2 separate regions of the Homo sapiens genome follow, and region 1 is linked to region 2. Evidence: chromatin loops called from intact Hi-C (ENCODE). Cell type or tissue: OCI-LY7. All regions are shown on one strand. Links, peaks and the distances in the headings refer to the core of each region. The heading gives the core; the rest is flanking DNA. Region 1 has its middle 180 kb from the start of ADCK1. Region 2 has its middle 37 kb from the start of SPTLC2.

Region 1 (9,975 bases), core at 2,473-6,472, 330 kb before region 2:
TTCTGGTTCAGTAGGTCTGGGACGGGCCTGAGATTCTGCATTTTCAACAAGCTCCCAGGGGATGCTGATGCTACTGGTCCTTGAACCACTTTGAGTAGAAAGGATCTAACATCCTGAAGTGATGCGACATTTCTTTGACACCGTATTTGCCAGGACTCTGTCCACTGCAATCAGTAGAAATTCAAGTCAAATTGGAATCGTCAAAAGGAGGAATACACGGCTGGGGGTGGTGGCTCACACCTGTAATCCCAACACTTTGGGAGGCCGAAGCAGGCAGATCACTTGAGGTCAGGAGTTTGAGACCACCCTGGCCAACATGGTGAACCCCATCTCTCCTAAAAATACCAAAAAATTAGCTAGGCATGGTGGCATATGCCTGTAGTCCCAGCTACTGGGGAGGTTGAGGCATGAGAATCATTTGAACCCAGGACCTGGAGGTTGCAGTGGTCACACCACTGCACTCCAGCCTGGGTGATAGAGTGAGACGCTGTTTTAAAAAATAATAATAATAAAGAGAGAAAAATATATTGGTACAAATAAATGAGAAGTCTAAGGGTGGCTGGCTTTAGGCATGGCTGCATCCAGGAGCTCAAATTATGTCACTGGGATCTTTTCTTTCTATTTTGCTTTCCATTGAGTTTGCTCCATTTTCAGGCAGGTACTCTCCATGTGGCAACAAAGACGATGATCCCAAGCAGTCCCAGGCTTGCTCCATTCACATAGCTCATGAGGCCCTCTCTCCCTCATCTTCCATATTGGTCCCTGAAAATGACTCATTCTCCCCAGCTTGGGTCATTCGTGCACTGCAGAGCAGGGACAGGCAGAGCTCTCTGGTTAAGAGCCTCACCTGAAACACAGGTATTGGGGAATAACAGTTTTCCAAAGGAAAGTATGCAGGGCAAACCACAGAGGAGCACCACATGAGCTGCTGAGCCTGTGCTTTTAGCCATAGTGCTGCCCTCAGTAAAGCTCAGTGGCAGGAAATCCAGAAAGGAAGTTGTCTTCAAAGACAAAAAACTGACTGCCTGCATCCCAAATATGGCATCAGTCCTTGGCCTCTCTGTACCTCAGTTTCTTCATCTGTAAAATGGAAATCATAATAATATCTACCTCATAGGGTAATTGGATGAATTGCTACACATAAGCTGTTAGAATAATACCTGGCACATGGCTGCAAGTATTTTGATTCATTTGTTATAGCTACTCAGTGCTTAAAATGTTTTGTTTAAAGAAAAATATGAATTAGTTGCCAGTATTTCTTAATCAGGTTTTTGTGTGAAAATCCAGACGTCCAGATTCTTCTGAAAAGTTATAAGATCTGCCCTCATTCTACCTAATGCGGTAATAGCTAGCTGGAGCTGGATCTGGATCACAGCTGGGTACTCCCACTCCATGGTTTATGCCCTTTAGGGAGTTGCTCTCATTTCCTTTAACTCCTCAGCACCCATAGGCATCTGAGTTTGAGACCCTTGCTTTCTGCTTTTTAAAATGCACAGGCTGAATGTACTAGGATGGATGGTGTGCCAGCCACACATTCACCTGGCAGGCCTCACACCTGCTATTCACCCATTTAAAGATGAGGAAGCTGATCTCAGAAAGGCTAACTCACTCAGTGTTGAAAGAGCAGAGCCTCGGAGCCCAGGTCTTTGGTTCCTGATTCAACACCCTTCACCAACCTCTGGGCAAAACCTGACTCAGAAGCAGCTCAGGGAGCACTCTCAGTGCTGGCAGTGGGGTGGGATGGAAAAGGCCTGAGGGCTGCCCGGCAGCTCACACCTATACTCCCAGCAATTTGGGAGGCTGAGGCAGGCAGATCACTGGAGCTCAGGAGTTCGAGACCAATCTGGGCAACATAGCAAAACCCTATCTCTACAAAAAAAAATAGAAAAATGAGCCCAGCGTGGTGGTACGTGCCTGTGGTCCCAGCGACTGGGGAGGCTGAGGTGGGAGGATCACTTGAGCCCAGATTCGGCCACAGCACTCCAGCCTGGGTGAAAGAGCCAGACCCTGTCTCAAAAAAAAGCAGGGATGGGGGGAGGGGGCACCTGAGGGCTCTGCCCACCCTTCCTGGCTCTATGGACACTAGGGGCCAAGACAGCTGACTCTCAAGTAGGGTTACTAGATAAAATTCAAATGCCCAATTAAATTTGTATTTCATATAAATTTCAGATAAATGACCGATTTTTTAATGTAAGTATATCCCATGCATTATTTAAGATATACTAAATTTTTATACTAAAAATTTCATTGATTTTCAATAAAGGATGAATTATTTTACTATGTTTCAAATGCATAAGGCTTCCATATGCTAAAATAAAAGGGTTCATTTATCTGAAATTTACACGTAACCCGGTGCCCCGTACTTTTTTATTTGCTAAATCTGGCAACACAGCCATACAAAAGCCTGAGGGGGAAAAGAGCAGGGACCTTCAATCCACGGCTGCTTAGGAGCTCTGGCTTGGGAGGGACAGCAGCAAAGCAGCCCACCACCCCTCATCCTCACCCAAAATCAGAACTTTTGTTGTCCTCCTGACACTTATTTTCCGAGTCAGTGCTGTTTTTATTTCGTATTGTGGGCGCCATTCCTGTCTCAGTGATGAGGCCTCCAAGGGTCTTCATTCAGCCCTGCCACTGCCTCATTTCTGCAGTCACCAGGAAGCCCACCAGTGGTGGGAAACAGCGGGGATGGTGGCCAGATGATTCAGGTTTTTGGGGGGGCGACGGAGGGGCGGAATTGGTTGCTTTTTTTTTTTTTTTTTTTTTTTTTTTGAGGCTTTATCAATGCTAAATTCCTCGTGGGCTGAGAACAAGGCGAGTTTCTAGGGGCCCCTGGACTGCGCCCTGCCCTGCCGAGAGCGGCGAGACCGCCCGGGAGCCGCTGCTCCTGGGAACCGCAGGCGGGCTGAGTTTGTTCCAGGGCCGCTTGCCCGCCGGTCCGCCGAGCCTTTGCCCAGGTGGAGGCTGCTCCTGCGCTCCCGGGCCGTGGACGGCGCAGACACCCAGCGGGACTGCCCCCGCAGCTAGGGCTCTCGGCCTTCATTGGCAACCACAAGGGCCTGGGCTGGGGGAGGGCAGCAGGCGGAGCCCAGGCCTGGCTGAGGGAGCCTCTGCCCTCCCCGGATCCCAATCTGGGGCGGCGCGATAGCCCCTGCAGGCACCTGCCCAGGTGAAAGGGGCGGAGGAAGCGCGTGGCAGCCGAGTACGCAGGAGCGCGTGCGCGCGGACACAGGAACACGCACGCGCACACACACACGCACACACAGCCCGGCCTTGACTTGGGCCCAGCCGACCTCCCTGCCAATCCACCCACCTCCTAGGGTTAACAGTCAGCCCCGAGGCAGGGCCAGCTGTTCTGGGTGGAAGGCGACAGCTCGAAGACGCGCTAACCTCCAGCTCCGCCTGTCGCACTATTTCCTAACTCCTGAAACCCCAGGCTGCAGGTCAACACCAAAGCAAATTTATTCAGGGAGAAGAGGGGCTGCCTCTACCTCCTGCAAAGAGGCCAGCAACTGTGGCCAAAAGATGGGACCACGCACAAGGGGCAGTTCCCAGGGAGCCCAGTGCAGAGAGGATGCCCCGCCCCTAAACTGTCAGGGTCCTGTTGCTCTTGTCTTCTAAGCCTCCCTCACTACCACCCCCACCTTCCTTCTCCCAGTCCAGCCATCATTCAACTAACCCTGTTTTGTCTTCTGCTTTGCACTTCGCACTACCTGATGGTACATATTTGTTTGTTTATTGCCTCTCTCTCACCTGGCCCCTTCTAACACCCCCAGCACCTACAACAGTACCTGACATACAAAAGATCCTTCAGCATTGTGGTGGACGCTATAATAGCGTTGCCTCCGCTGAAGAGAGCTGCCTGGCCCAAGTCACGGCATCCTCCCCAGGTTGGACTGATGGAGGTCCAGCATCTGTTTCCAATTCCGAACAACTTTGAGGAGCACGTCTAGCTCCCGAGCGTTCTGTGGGGTTAGCTGAGGCTGTTGCATGGTCTCCCTTTGTGCACTCTTAAATCTGTCCCGAACTCCTCAAACAGCCTGCGCAACAAACTCTGTCTCAGTTGGCTTCCCAGGAAGCCCAACCACAAACCACAGCAATAAATATTTGTGGAATAAAAGTGGGGGCTGGAGGAGAAAGGGCTTTCTCTTTATTGGAGGACTCTTTATTGTTGATCACCTCCCACATCCAAAAAGTACCTGAAATCTGTGTACTTCTCTCCCCGTCCAATGCCACCACCATAATCAAAGCCACCACCCTCTCTTGTTTGGTGCCCTGCTTACCTCTGCAGCAGCCACTGTTGATGCCCGCCCCAGACCTCCTCCACCCTCTTCTGAGCTCATCTGCAGCTGCGGCGGAGGATTACTGAGACCCCTAGGGGGCAGCTCCCACCTCTAGTGCTCCTCCACTTGAGGGCGTTTTCCAGCACCACAGGAGCTTGTTCAGCCTCTAAGCAGGGCAGCCCACAAGGGTTAGGGATTTAACACCCCCAGGGACGCTCCTCAACCCACAGGAGCAAGAGTCAATAGATAAATACCCCATCTTATCCCTCACGTTCCACAAAGTGGGCTTCAGCCCCAGGTGCCCACAGCGGCAACCCATCATTAATCTGCCCTTTATTTACTGGCATTTCTGTCTTCTCTCCTCCTTTCTCACATTTCCTCACTTGTGCTTCCCAAATAACAACCACCTGCACCCCACTCCGTGTCTCAGTGTCTGCGTTTGGGGAAATCCGCACGAGGCCAGCCCCCTACCCAGCCTCGTCTCTTCAACTTTGCTGCTTTGAGCCTCCAGAAGACAGCCTTGCAGAGACACTGGCCTTATCTCAGCTTCTTTCATGCCACAGGGACTTCAGTTGTGCGACTCAATGTATTCTTTCATTCAGCAACTATTCATGGAGTGCCAACTGTTCAAGGCACTGGGATACAGCAGCAAAAAAGAGTCAAAAATCTTTGCCCTCATGGAACTGAGGGTGTCCATCTACCATTAAGTCTCAGCTTCAGCATCCCATCCTCAAAGTCATTGTACCTGTCCTGCCCCTCCCCCATCTAACATCCCCTAATAACTACCCCCACAGAGCTCAGTCCTTGCTCGTCGTATCTGTCACCGGATGATTCTGTCACCACCATACGGACTCCATCAGCACAGGTCTATGCCTCTGTAACCCAATGCCCACTGTACCCTCTGCCCTTAGCATGATGCTTGGTGCCCCATTAGGGCTCAGAAAACATTGGAATGATAATGAACGAACTAATGCCACCATTGTCGTGACTGAAAGATGAGACGAGAAGTGAGAAACTCATCCTCATGAGTGGATAAGGAGAGGCAGTCAAGGAGGAAAATTTCACAATGACCAGTACTTGGACAGCACTAAGGCTGAGATGACCACAAATTTTGGAGTCCTAGACCATCTGGTAGCATCAGGAATGTCCCTAGGGCCTGGAAATAGTGGCAAGAAGGAGAAACAGGAAGATGCAGAAAGGTCAGGTCATCAAAAGCGTATCTCTCTCCTTCACCATCTCCCAGCCACAGAATGTCAGAAATGGAAGGACGCTCAGAGACCATCCATTCTCTCATTTCACAGGTGAGAAGACCAAGGCTACAGGCCCCTTGGCCTAGTGAAGGGCCTACGATTAGTGACAAGCTTCCAAACTCTAAGCTCATGGCTTGCTAATCTGAGCCTCAAGGTGGTCCATTGTAGGCTTGCAGTGGACTGAATGTTTGTGTCTCCCAAAATTCATGTGTTGAAGCCCCAGTCCCAGTGTGATGGTATTTGGAGATGGGGCCTTCAGGAGGTAATAGGTCACATAGGTGGAGCCTTCATGAATGGGATTAGTGCCCTCATAAGCAGCCCCATGGAGCTAGTGAGCTCTCTTTCTGCCATGTGAGGATACAAGGCAGCTGTCTGCAGCCTGGAAGAGGGCCCTTACCACAACCCAACCGTGCTGGTATCCTGAGCTCAGATTTCCCAGCCTCCAGAACTGTAAGAAGTAAATGTTTGGTGTTTAAGCCCCCCAGTCTATGGTAATTGGTTATATCAGCCGGAATGGACTGAGATAGGGCTATAGGCACAGCCTCTCAAGCCACTGCCCTTAGCCATTTGAAGCTCATTGTTCCAGGGGAGAGGGCTTCCAGGCTATGCACCAGCAATCAGTGACTCATAGGATGGCAAACCCCTCTCTTTGGAACCTAACACTTTCTCCTTTCTTGCTCCCCACAAAAGACTGTTCTAGGGAGACTCCTGCTTTCTAGAACTTATGCTTTGGATTCCAACAACTCCTCTCAAACTCTTGCCCTATTCCCACATTTAGGGCTCCTCAAAAAAGCTCAGTGTCCCCAGGAGAGTCTGTGCATACCACATGTGACTTGGACAATAAAAGCAAGCCTCCCTCATTGACACCGTACAAGGTTCTGCCCATTCTTTTGGATTTTGTCCCAGAAATAAGCCTCAGCCCAAACTGAATGGCAGATTGTCAATGACGACTAGGAAGTGTCCCAACCAGTCTTCTTATACTTTGTCTTCAGTGTATCAGAAGAATGAGCAAACATACAGAAAAAAAAAATAGCCCACATGTATTGAAGGCTTAGTATGTGCCAAGAACTAAGGTAAGCACTATATTGGTTTTATTGCAACAATCTTATGAGGTAGGTACTTTTATTATCAGCCCCATTTACTTATGAGGAAACTGAGGCTTAGTGAGGTTAAGTGACTTGCCCAAGGCCACACAGTTCATAGGTGAAAGTATTAGAAATCAAGCTCCATCTCCTTCCTAGCAACCCTACCCCCACTTCTCTCCCCTCTCTCAGACTGACTCTCTTGCTCTCTCTGTCTCTCTTTTACACACACACACCCACACACACACACACACACACACACCCATTGTTATGCAGAGAAGTGGATAGGGAGTTAGTGGTGTGTCCTGTAGGGTGTATTTCTTTAGAGCATTTACAGTTTTAAAGTGGATGTCTAAAGAGGCAATACTAACCAAAGAATGGGTGGTTCTCTGCCTTAGAGTGTCCCAGTTGTAATTTGTTACTATTAACAGCGAAGGAACTAAAATTTGGGCATTAGCTGCTTTTTGGAAAACTAGAGTGAATTCAAGATCCTCTCTAAAACCCCACAGTCACTTGGATTTGACACGTATTCTTGAGTGGAAGCAAGAGGATGGCATGACAGCTAGTTCACTGGTAACTGCATAACCCACAACCCATTTTGATTATGGCACATCCAAGTGAGTAATTATGACAGGTGTATTATTAATAGTTGTGGCATTTAGAAAGTAGTATAGCATTTTCTTTCTCCCAGTATTTTTAGACTTTATCAAAATTTGAGTATCCCCACGGGAGTATATTCCCTGACATGGGAACATCATCCATCATGCATGTGGCAGTTGGAAAGAGAAGCTCTAAAAAAAAAAACTGCAGGCACAGAAGGCTCTTTGCTGAGCTATATAGGAAGCCCCGACAGTGGGTAAGGCACTTTGTATTTATTCAAGAAGGTCCCTGACCCTACATCTTCCATGAAATCTTCCTCTATATTCTGTCATTACATGCCAGGGCCAGGTAGACTTGCAAAGGGAATGACTAGTGTGCAATTGGTCCTCAGGTGACTGATGCAAACATTTATTCATTCATTCATTCATTTATTCACCCACTTATTTACTGAACTGATATTTATTAGCACTTGCTATGTAGCAGACATAGTACTCTGCATTGGGGTTACTTTGCTCATTCAAGTAAACCTAGTCTCTGCCTTCATAAAGATTACAGTCTCAAAGATGATGATACCCATGACAGTCAGACTCTGTGCAGAAGAGAGGACCAGATGTCAGCCTAGGTCTCCATGGGGTTCATGCATTCATTCAGCAAACATTTAGTAAATGTGACTGTTGCTGGGACACAGGAAAACTCAGACAAGAGTTCAGAGTCAAGAGGCAAATGCAGAATGCCAACGTGGCACAGTAAGTTCTGCAGAGTTCAGTCATGACATAAGTGCATGTAACATTTGTGCATGCATTAAACAGCAAAAGAGAGAGAGAGAGAGAAAGCAATCAGCTAAATAACACAGTGATTCATCTACCATTCCTTTCAGTAAGCAATGCCCCAGCATTGACCTGAGATAGCAAAGGTGAAACTTGTGTATCTTCAGTATTTTCCAGTTCCCATGTACCTCTCTTGGTGTGATCATTGCCCACCTCACTGACATCCATTTATTATTGAAAACACACATTTTTTTCTCCATACAAGGGTCCCTAAGCTCAAGGCACTACTGCATCCAGCAATCAGGCAAAGAATCAGGCATCTGTTTCATCACTGGCTGGACTGGACTTCTCATGGGCTGTGATGTATTTAACAGGTAGGGTAACCAGATAGTTTATCATCCAACTGCTGAGAGAGAAGTGAGGCACTATTAATAATTACACCAGAAGATGAGGCATAAACAGATTGTCCTGGGAAAGCCACACATAGGGCATCCATCTTCACAGGTAGGTGAGTTAAGGGATTCTTATTTATTTATTCTTTAATCTAAAAAGAGAGGCTCGGTGCAGTGGCTCCTGCCTACAATCCCAACATTTTGGGAGGCCAAGACAGGAGGGTCACTTGAGGCCAGGAGTTTGAGACCAGCCTGGCCAACATGGCAAGACCTCGTCTCTATGAAAAATAAATTTAAAAATACAAAGAAGGGTTTTTTTTAAAAGAAAATAATGGGTTTTGCTCTACAGGTATTAAATGTAAAAATGTTCTCTGGTTTTCATTTTACTTTTACTTTAAAATAGATTAAAAGTTCACCGTTTATTCAAAAGTGAAAACTCCTCCTCCCAGTCCTGTCCTCAGCCATTCACTTGCCCCAAGAGGCAACCAATGTCACTAAATTCCTGCAGGTCCTTCCAGAGATGTTTAATGCATATTCAAGCATATATATATATATATAGATATAGATATATAGATATATAGATATATATATAGATATATACACATACACACACACACACACACACACACACACACATATATATGTGCTTGGCTCAATTCCCATGGCTCTTCCAATACCATCCAACATAAGGAAAGTATGACACAGGGAAAATCAGAGTAGAAACAGACAGCAGTCTTCATAGTTGCAGTTGAAATAAACTTTTGCAAAGATGGTTACAAAAGCACATGACCATGTGATACTTTGCTAGGCCCTCCCAAGGCCTTGGGAGAGGTTTCTAGAGGCAAGTGAGGGGCTTAGCAGCTTAAGCGCCATTACCCTGTGGTAGACACCATTGGCCAGCAGGGTTCTACATACAGTCTGATCAATCAGTTGTGCATGATTTGGAAGGTGGAAGGGAGGCAGAAGCCCTTTTTCCACTGCAGCAGTAGAGGGTGAGGCTGGCTTCAGCAGATATGAGTTTGTGGAGTGGCCACTGGGCTCCGTATTCCACAATTCATCACCGACTTTGGAGCTATAGACTGTAAATTAGCTATGTGGGTCCTGCAGCAGCTTTCACCTATTTTTGGTTTGTTTGTTTGATTTAATGGAATTTCCATTTTAGCATGCAGGAAATAAGAGAGAGGAATACAACACTATATATATATATTAGCACGGCATTCACACTATTTTGCATTTACTTTTTCTTTTAACAATATGCATTAGAGATAATTCTGTATCAATACAACAAGCTTCCTCCTAATATATGATGCATATTATTTCACTGTGGATATGCATAATTTATTTAACCTGTCCCCATGGATGGACATATAGATTGTTTCTCATCTTTTGCTGCAATGAATGACCTTGACCATACATCATTTTGCCTATGTGCCCGAATACCTGCAGGGCAAATTCCTGGAAGTGGTATTGCCGTGTCAAAGGACAAATACATATATCAGTTAGGATTCTGTTCGGTTGCTCACAACAGAAAAGGCAAGATAACAGTCACTTGAACAAGAAAGAGGTTTATTTCTCCCTCAAATAAAAGGAGTCTGGAGGTAGGC
Region 2 (9,975 bases), core at 1,933-5,932:
GCAAGAATGATGAGGATTTTGTAGACACATAATTTAGATAGAAATATCAAAGATGACCTAAAGGCTACCAGCCTTGAATACTAACTCATAGCAAGCTTTTTGTTTTTCAAATCAACTGTGAAGAAGAGAGGATTGGAATATCCAAGGGTGGAGATGCAACGACATTGACTAGTGATTCAGTGGGTGAGAAGCATGAATTTTAAAGAGCAGCAGAAGAAAGTATAGCTATTTCACTGGATTCCCATTTTACAGGAAATAAATGTAATCAGCCTTTGAAATAGCTATACATATGCAGAAGATGTATATATTATCACCAAGCTATCAAAATGGATGGCAGGTTTTTCATTTTCTGCTGGCTCACTGCCTCTTCTTGCTGGACATTAAGTAAATTCCAGAACCACATTCCCACCCATAAAACAAAAGGATCCTCCCTTAGAAAGTATTTGTTTTGTTTTGTTTTGTTTTTTTAAGTGAAGATTTCACACTCATACAACATTCTTGCAAAGTTGGTTTGTTCCATCCGCATGGATGATTTAACAAAACAATAGCCTCAAAGGCTTGGACAAGGCCGGGCGCGGTGGCTCACGCCTGTAATCCCACCACTTTGGGAGGCCAAGGCGGGCGGATCACCCGAGGTCGGCAGTTCGAGACCAGCCTGACCAACATGGAGAAACCCTGTCTCTACTAAAAATACAAAATTAGCCAGGCATGGTGGCACATGCCTATAATCCCAGCTACTGGGGAGGCTGAGGCAGGAGAATCGCTTGAACCTGGGAGGCGGAGGTTGTGGTGAGCCGAGATCGCACCATTGCACTCCAGCCTGGGCAACAAGAGTGAAACTCCATCTCAAAAAAAAAAAAAAAAAAAAAAAAGGCTTGGACAAAGACGGCCAGGAAAAAAGAAAATGAAACCTTATTCTCAAAATAGCAAGTTCGTTGGAAGCATCATGATTCTCTCTGTGTCCTGAGTCAGGGCCTTGTCTATATGCAGCACCGTGGAAAGCCTCAAGTTAACAGAGAGTTCCCAGGACACAGTAGGGACAGGCAGAAGAATAAGACGATCAGAAAAACACCAGGGATGCAGAAGTCATCTGGTCACTGACCCCACAAGGAAGAAAGATGTCATGGGCAGAGGACAGGACCACTGATGTAAGGAAAGGATATGACGGGGGAACCGTCTTCCTCATTTCTGATGTTTCCTTCCTGCAAAGGAAGCTTAATGAGTGGAACTTCCGGAACTCTCTCTGCCCCACTGCTCCCTCCTCTCCTGGTGGGTGTGGGGGAGGAGCAGTGACTGTTCCCACTGGTTTTTTGGTGGGGAGGGGAGGAAGGTTGTTTGTTTGTTTGTTTGTTTGAGACAGGTTCTTGCTTTGTTGTCCAGGCTGCAGTGCAGTGGCATGATCATGGCTCACTGCAGCCTCCGCCTCCTGGGCTCAAGCAATCCTCCCACCTCAGCCTCCCGAGTAGCTGGGACCACAGGCATGCACCACCACACCCAGCTCATTTTTCTATTTATTGTAGTGATGGGGTTTCACCATGTTGCCCAGGTTGGTCTCGTACTCCTGGGCTCAAGTGATCTGCCCACATCACCCTCCCAAAGTGCTAGGATTACAGGTGTAAGCCACCATGCCCAGCCTGTTCCCACTGTTAATTTTGAGAATACCTGGGTATCTTTGGCTCAGATCCATACTTTTGTCTCTGTTGGGCATGATTCCACCTGTTGAGAAGTTTTCTCCCCTTCTTCATGCTTCTACTCTGCAAGGGGAGGTCTCTGCTCCACCCAGTGTTCCTTGGGTCTGTGTGGGTATCCACCTAAATTCTGGGGTTTGGGATTGTCAGGCTCAATTGGCTTAAGTCACATCCTGCAATTTGGCCTCTTATCACTAATGAAAGTGCTATTTCACCTTCCATATTTACTTTTTGTTTTATTTCTTGGCTGCAAAACCCAGGAAAAAATAAGAGAGTGTCCTCTTGAAGCCTGTATCAGTTGTTTATTGCTGGAAATATGGCCACATTTACTTAAAACGATGAATCTTTATGTTCTCACACAGTGCCTCTGGGAGCAGCTTGCCTGAGTGGTTGGTGAGGCTCAGGGAGGCTCAGGAGGTTACAGGCAGGACGTTGGTCCAGGCCGCAGTTGTCTGAAGCTTGATGCGGCTGGGGCATCGGCTTCCAACCTGGCTGAGGGCAGAAGGCCTCAGTTCCACACACGTGGGCATCTCCACAGAGCTGCTGCATGTCCTCATGACATGGCAAGGGTCTTCCCTGAGCAATGATCCAAGTAAGAAAGAACAGGAAGTTCCAGTGCCTTTTGTGACCTAGTTTCTGCAGTTGCACACCATCACTTTTGCTTTATGTTTTTAGAAGCCAGTCTCTGAGTCTACCCCAGGAGAAGAATTAGGCTCCCCATCTTCAGGAGAGCAGCAAAGAACTTGCAGATCTTTCTTAAAACCACAGAGACCTCGATAAAGGAAAAGTAACTGGGCTCTCATACAAGAAGCTGGTCCAGAGTTGGAGAAAGAGAAGCCATTCCTGCTGGGCGCGGTGGCTCATGCCTGTAATCCCAGCACTTTGAGAGGCCGAGGCAAGCAGATCACCTGAGGTCAGGAGTTCGAGACCAGCCTAACCAACATGGAGAAACCCCATCTCTACTAAAAATACAAAATTAGCCGGGCATGGTGATGCATGCCTGTAATCCCAGCTACTCGGGAGGCTGAGACAGGAGAATCACTTGATCCTGGGAGGCGGAGGTTGCGGTGAGCTAAGATCGCACCATTGCACTCCAGCCTGGGAAACAACAGCAAAACTCTGTCTCCAAAAAAAAAAAGCCATTCCTTCAAACAGCTCTTACTGAAAACCCGCTAACTGCTCGGCTTTGTGCGGGATGTAGCCTGTGAAGGCAGAAATACTACAAGATTCTTTTGCTCGAGGTCTGAGTGAGAGAACACATCCTTAAGAGACGCTCTCCTTTGCTCTAGCCCTCCCTATCAGCCCAAGGGAAGTGCCTGCCCAGAGACCTTGGCCTCCTTGCGCTCTGAGGACCCAGGACCCCAACATCCTCTTCCCAAGTGGCCCCGAGCCTGCTTCTCAGCCTCTGCAGCCTCATCCTCAAGTTCATCCTCCCGCCTGTGTACACACCCCCAAGCCCAGGGCAGCTCTTGGTGGGAACTGGCCAAAGCTTAGCCCTGCAGGCTGGGCTGTGGAGTGCCCACACTCATGGTGTGGGTCTGAGGCAGGGCAGGAGGAGAAGGAGGCCTCACCTCCTGGAAAGGAGATGACGCACAGAGGTCTAGGTCTCCACAGTACATCGGGGTGTTCCTTTCCTTCCTCCTCTTACCTGTAATCTAGCAAGTGTATGCAGGGGCTGCATGCCTCTTCACAGCCCAAGACTAGCAGCCAGCCCCTCAACAATAGGTGGGTGTGGTGTCACTTCTGAGCCCAGGCCTCCCTCTAGTGACCAGTCGGGAGACAACAGCCAGAGGCTCTTTGCTACTCTCCTGCACCTCTTCCAGAACCTGCTTTCCAGAACACAGATCTGATCCTGTTGTTCCTGGCTTAGAAACCTCAAAAGCAAAGAGCAAAACCTCCCAAGCTCCCTGTGTTCCCACATGCCTTTAAGTCCCTTAGCCTGCTTTATGTTATCCCAGGGCCAGCCAGGAGGCCCTTCCAGGTTTAAGCCAGCCTATATCTCCAGGATGGCTCAGAGCCAGCTTCCAGCACACACACACACACACACACACACACACACACACACCCCTCCCTCCACCACCTGTTACACACAGACCTCTGTCCACCACCTGTTACACACACACATACACGTCATCTCTGCTACATAAAGTGCACATACACACGTTTGAATTCTGCAACCCCTCTCCCACCCGCTCTGCTACACACACACACACACACACTGTCATCCTCCACTGCCACACTGTTTGCCACACCAAACACACCATAGATTCCCTGCCTCCTTTTTTTTTTTTTTTTTTTGATACGGAGTCTGGCTGTGTCACCCAGGCTGGAGTGCACTGGCACGATCTTGGCTCACTGTAACCTCCGCCTCCTGGGTTCAAGCAATTCTTGTGCCTCTCTTTTGCTGACAATTAACCACCCACCTTTGTCCATCAATCAAACAAACCTTGACTCCTCCATAAAGACTCACGTAACAGCTTCTTTGTGGCTTGCTCCAGCCCCTGTGAGAGTTAACAGTGGCTCCTTGCTGGTTCCTGAAGCACTTTTGTGCAGAACAATCGCTAACATCTATTGAGCCCTTAACGCCAGCTGAAGGCTCCACAGGGATTACCTCATGTGGTCTCACAGTAACCCTCAACGCCAGGCGCTGCTGTCATCCTCGTTTTACAGATGTGGCAAAGGAGAAGAGAGGGGCTAAATCATGGGCCCGAGGTGACCCGGGGAGCAAGAGCTGTGTGGTGCCCACGTGCTCCCTGGGCCAGGGCTCTTCAGCAGGCGCCCTTGCTTCCTGCCCGCTGAGAGCCCCTTCAGAGAGAGGCCTGTTCTCCTGCCTCTGAATGCCCAGCATGAAGCACCACAGCCCTGTGCTTGGAGCCTGCTAGACCCACCACGCATTTCCTGGATTGAATGGCAGGCAGGAAGAGCTAGCTCTGCCTACTACCATCTTTCTCAGGCCCTTCGTGTCTGAACCCTGATTCTAAATCTCCCACCTACAGCCAAAAATCTTGTTTCCCTGCACAGAGCCAGTCAGATATACTTAGCAAATGAAGGCAGAAGCTGTGGGCACAGTTTGCAGTGTAAGGACAAGGTATAAGTTGGGGCTAGTTATCAAAACAGCTGATCCTCCATTCCCCACCTCTAACCTAATTAGCCCCAAACCAGCCAGGAGTTGGCACTCATCCCCAGGTGCTCCCTCAGGACTCCAGCGTGTCCCAGAGGGCTGCCTCCCTGACCCAGGGCCCCGTCCCTGCTGCCCTTCCTCCTGCCACTGGGGGAGCAGCCTGCCTTCGTCCCCTCTCCTTACTTCCTTTCTTGCCGCTTTCCTGTCTTCTGTCTTCACTCACTTTAACTTAGGCAACATGCATTAAATAAACTCCTTTTTGGCTCACCTGGAGTGCTCATTTGCTAAGTTGCATCCGTTTCCTCTTTTTTTTTTTTTTTTTTTTTTTGAGATGGAGTCTCACTCTGTCGCCTAGGCTGGAACGCAGTGGTGTGATCTCGGCATGGCAATTCTCCTGCCTCAGCCTCCTGAGTAGCTGGGACTAGAGGCGCCCGCCACCACGCCTGGCTAATTTTTGTATTTTTGGTAGAGATGGGGTTTCACCATGTTGGCCAGGCTGGTCTCAAACTCCTGACCTCAGGTGATCCACCTGCTTCAGCCTTCAAAGTGCTGACATTACAGGCATGAGCCACTGCACCCAGCCCTTTTCTTCCTTTTCTTCAAAGTGGAAATACAAGGTCTCTTTGTTCTTCTGGATTATGACAGTAGTATGGTTTTCCTGCAAAAAATTCAAACACAGCCGTCCATTTTCCCATCAGCCAAGAAGGACGTTGTTGTTAAGGCTGGCATACCTATCAAGGACAGTAACTGCCATGGCTTCCGGTGCTTTGACGAAACCCGATGCGTGGCCTTCTGGCCAAGCACCTGTGCTTTCATCTTGTTTGAGAACTCATTGTATCTGCGGGGGTCGCAGCTCTCTATAAGTTTGCTGTGGCTGAACCAAGAAAAAAGACATACACAGATTTCTACAGTAATTATGAGTTCAATGAAAGATTTTTGAGGAAATGAGGAAGGCTGGTATCTTTCAGAGTGCAAAGTGATTTGGGAATATAAAAAATTTATTTGAGTTGCATCACCTAGAAGTTTGTCACTGACTTGTGTTCTTGAACTAGAAACATGAATGTGTGGGCTAAGAAATAGTTTCTCTTGATAAAGAAACAACATATTTTTTAAAAAATCGAAACACAGGCCAGGTGCGGTGGCTCATGCCTATAATCCCAGCACTTTGGGAGGCCAAGGCGGGCGGATCACCTGAGGTCAGGAGTTTGAGACCAGCCTGACCAACATGGAGAAACCCCATCTCTACTAAAAATGTAAAATTAGCAGGGCATGGTGGCCCATGCCTGTAATCCCAGCTACTCAGGAGGCTGAGGCAGGAGAATCACTTGAACCTAGGAGGCGGAGATTGCAGTGAACCGAGATCACACCATTGCACTCCAGCCTGGGCAACAAGAGCGAAGCTCCATCTCAAAAAACAAACAAACAAACAAACAAACAAAACCACAAATGTTTAAAGTAGAAAGTGAAAGTGGTCAGCCATCCCACTACAAGATAACCAGTGTTTTCAGTTTGGTTTATAGCATTCCAGATTAGCATGTGTGTGTATGAGTTTGTCATTTTACGTTTTTTTTTGTTGTTGTTGTTGTTTTTGGAGACAGAGTCTTGCACTGTTGCCCAGGCTGGAGTGTGGTTGCAGGATTTCGGGTCACTGCAACCTCTGCCTCCTGGATTCACGCAATTCTCCTGCCTCAGCCTCCCGAGTAGCTGAGACTACAAGCATGCACCACCATGCCTGGCTAATTTTTGTATTTTGGTAGAGACAGGTTTTGCCATGTTGGCCAGGCTGGTCTCCAACTCCTGACCTCAAGTGATCCATCTACCTCAGCCTCCCAGTGTGCTGCGATTACAGGTGTGAGCCACCGTGCCCAGCCTAGTTTGTCATTTTACTTTAATTTGAATCATAAATGAAAATCTGTCTCTCTCTCTCTCTCACGGTAATTTTATTCCAGCAGCCCTAGGTTGAAATCACAATGCTGCTACAAGGTCTTAGTCAAAAGCCACCCAGAATCATTCCGACAGAATGCTCTGGTTTCAGTTGGGGAGGAATCAGACAAGGTAGTATTGGAACCTTTCCTTCCAGAGGACTCCTAAGGTCCTTAGAGCAACTAGTCATACAAGCTCTACATATAGGCCGGGTGAAGTGGCTCACGCCTGTAATCCCAGCACTTCGGGAGGCCAAGGCGGGTGGATCACCTGAGATCAGGAGTTCGAGACCAGCCTGACCAACATGGTGAAACCCCATCTCTACTAAAAATACAAAAATTAGCCAGGCGTGGTGGCGGGCGCCTGTAATCCCAGCTACTCAGGAGGCTGAGGCACAAGAATCGCTTGAACCCGGGAGGCGGAGGTTGCAGTGAGCCGAGATCGTGCCACTGCACTCCAGCCTGGCAACAGAGCAAGATTATGTCTCAAACAAAAAAGCAAAACAAGACGAAAAAACTCTACATATAAAATGGCCTTTTCTAACTCATGGGAAAGTCTTTTTACACCATTTTCCCAGAACAAGACTTCTATTTACTCATATTTACCAAAACTAAGAGATCCATTGGCATCACGTTTCCCCCTGTAATAATAAAATATCACCATACTCAGGTAATTTGCTGGCTTCCCTTCAGAACAAAGCAGAGGATGGCAGGGTACTGGGAGGCAGCGGGGACTCACTTTAGCAGACGTTCATTTATTCATTCCACAAGCATTGGCTGAGGAAACAATGATAATACGCGGTTCCTGCTCACAGGCTATGAGAATAATGCGTCTTCTCCACAGAGTGCCAGCGGCATCAAGGGTAAAGTACTCAATACAGGGTAAAATGCCAGACATGGGTAGAGCAATGATTACTGTGACACACTTCTAGACTCATGAGAGCTTGATGCTTAAAAACTGGGAGAGCCGTTACATTGTTTACTAATAAGAGATACAACTTTTTTTTTTTTTTTTTTTTTTTTTGAGATGGAGTCTGTCTCTGTCACCAGGCCTGGAGTACAGTTGCACGATCTCAGCTCACTGCAACCTCCGCCTCCCAGGTTCAAGTGATTCTTCTGCCTCAGCCTTCCGAGCAGCTAGGATCACAGGTGCCTGCCACCACGCCCAGCTAATTTTTGTATTTTTAGTAGAGACAGGGTTTCACTGTGTTGGCCAGGATGGTCTCCATCTCTTGACCTTGTGATCCACCTGCCTTGGCCTCCCAAGTGCTGGGATTACAGGTGTGAAACACCATGCCCAGCCTGGAGATACAACTTTTAAACGGGCCAGGCATGGTGCCTCACACCTGGAATCCCAGCATTTTGGGAGGCCAAGGCAGGAGGATCGCTTGAGGTCGGTGGTGGGCCAGCCTGGGCAACAGAGTGAGACCCCAACTCTACAAAAAATTTAAAAATTGGCTGGGCATGGTGGTGCGTGCCTGTAGTCCCTGCTACTTGGGAAGCTGGATTGGGAGGATCACTTGAGCCCAGGGGCTCCGGGCTACAGAGAGCTATGATTGTACCACTGCACTCCAGCCCAGATGACAGAGTGAGAACTTGTCTCAAAAAAGAAAAAAAAGATTGGCTACTTTTGTTTACTGATCATATTCTCTCCTGTAGGTTTATAATTAAAAATGAGAATAATAATGTATATAATATAATGATAATAATAAGAGTTACTCTTCGTTGAGTGCATGCTATGTGCTAGGTACTGGGCTGAGCCTGTTATCTTCATTTTCTCATCTAAATCTCTCTACAACACTATGTGGTGGGTACTGTTTCTTTTCTTTTTCTCTTTTTTTTTGAGATAGGGTCTCACTCTGTCACCCAGCCTGGAGTGCAGTGGCACAATCTCGGCTCACCTGCAACCTCTGTCTCCCAGGTTCAAGCAATTCTGCCTCAGCCTCCCAAGTAGCTGGGACTACAGGTGTGCGCCACCATGCCCAGCAACTTTTTGTATTTGTTGGTAGAGACAGGGTTTCACTGTGTTGGCCAGGCTGAGTGGGTACTGTTTTATCCCCACTTTGCAGATGGGGTTCAGAAATGTTTAGGGCAAATAAGTTGAGACCCAGAATTCAAACTCAGTTCTGCCTGCCACCAAGACCCAAGCTCTGAATTGCTCACTTATGGTAACTCTTCCCATCTGGGAAACCAGATTGTAATCTGGACTCAGAAGAAGGGACATTAAATTAGGTGGAGATTCTTAAACACAACTCAGACGTAATTGAGCCTTTTTGGAGCCAGTCTCAACGCAACAATGTACCACAAACAAAGCGCAAATCTGACTCCCAAAGCCTCTGTGCCAAAAGTCTATTTTCCCAAAGGTTTTCTGAAAGAGCCAAGAGGTTACACATCACAAAACATCCTAAGCATTTTGTTTCAACATCTTTTCCCCAAAGTCCTCCTTCTTCCAGCAGCTGTCCACAAGCCCTTCCTCTACCTTCTCTCTACTTCATCCCACTCATTCCTTTTTTTTTTTTTTTTTTTTAAAGACAAGGTCTAGCTCTGTCACCCAGGCTGGAGTACAGTGGTGTGATCCTAGCTTACTGCACCCTCAAACTCTTCGGCTCAAGCGATCCTCCCACCTCAGCCTCCTGAGTAGAAGGGACTACAGGCATGTGTCACCACACCTGGCTGATTTTTGTATTTTTAGTAGAGACAAGATTTCGTCAAGTCACCCAGGCTAGTCTAGAACTCCTGGCCTCCTGTGATGCTCCTGCCTCGGCCTTCCAGTGTGCTGGTATTATAGGTGTGAGCCACTGCACCTGGCCCATTCCTTCCTTTTGAACTCTTCCTCTGCTTCATCTGAGACTTCTCCTCCTTCCTCCAGAATTTTACCCTCATTACTATCTCAGAGATTACAGACTGATAACTCCAAACACAGCCTACAAAAGTGTTTTGTTTGGCTGTTACTGCTCTTGGAAGTGGGGCAGGTGCTTCATTAATCACTGGATCACTGTCCTCCCTTCCCTATAGCCTGTGGACTGTGTGTCTGAGGGTCACTTGCTCTTTGTCATCCTCCTAACCCATGTAAGTAATTGGCCTGACCTCTTGGATCTTGGATTTCCAGTTATTGGCCTGACCTCTTGGATTTCTAAGCCCAAGGCCTTTTTCTTTCTTCCTTCCTTCCTTCCTTCCTTCCTTCCTTCCTTCCTTCCTTCCTTTCTTCCTTCCTTCCTCCCTTCCTTCCTTTCTTTTCTTTCTT

Evidence for each region. Hi-C counts contacts between places; a loop is a spot of excess contacts. Peaks named below come from ENCODE experiments on the same cell type or tissue, not always from the same donor. Only the 100,000 strongest peaks of a DNase experiment are listed, where the experiment ranks them.
Region 1: a loop joins it to region 2, with 4 times the contacts of the local background. A loop is called at or near these places in 2 of 110 quality-filtered maps.

Annotation. Positions count from the first base shown.
Region 1 is chr14:77,974,244-77,984,218 of GRCh38, reverse strand. No RefSeq gene overlaps it. Among named protein-coding and RNA genes, the nearest start is that of ADCK1, 180 kb to the right of the region's middle. RefSeq lists an enhancer at 3,072-3,590. In OCI-LY7, for the core only: a CTCF peak has its summit at 4,412 (motif pointing right); no DNase peak of the experiment used is centred there.
Region 2 is chr14:77,648,640-77,658,614 of GRCh38, reverse strand. It overlaps the pseudogene COX6CP11. Among named protein-coding and RNA genes, the nearest start is that of SPTLC2, 37 kb to the right of the region's middle. In OCI-LY7, for the core only: CTCF peaks have their summits at 3,247, 3,455 (motif pointing left) and 4,970; a DNase peak (open chromatin) is centred at 3,434.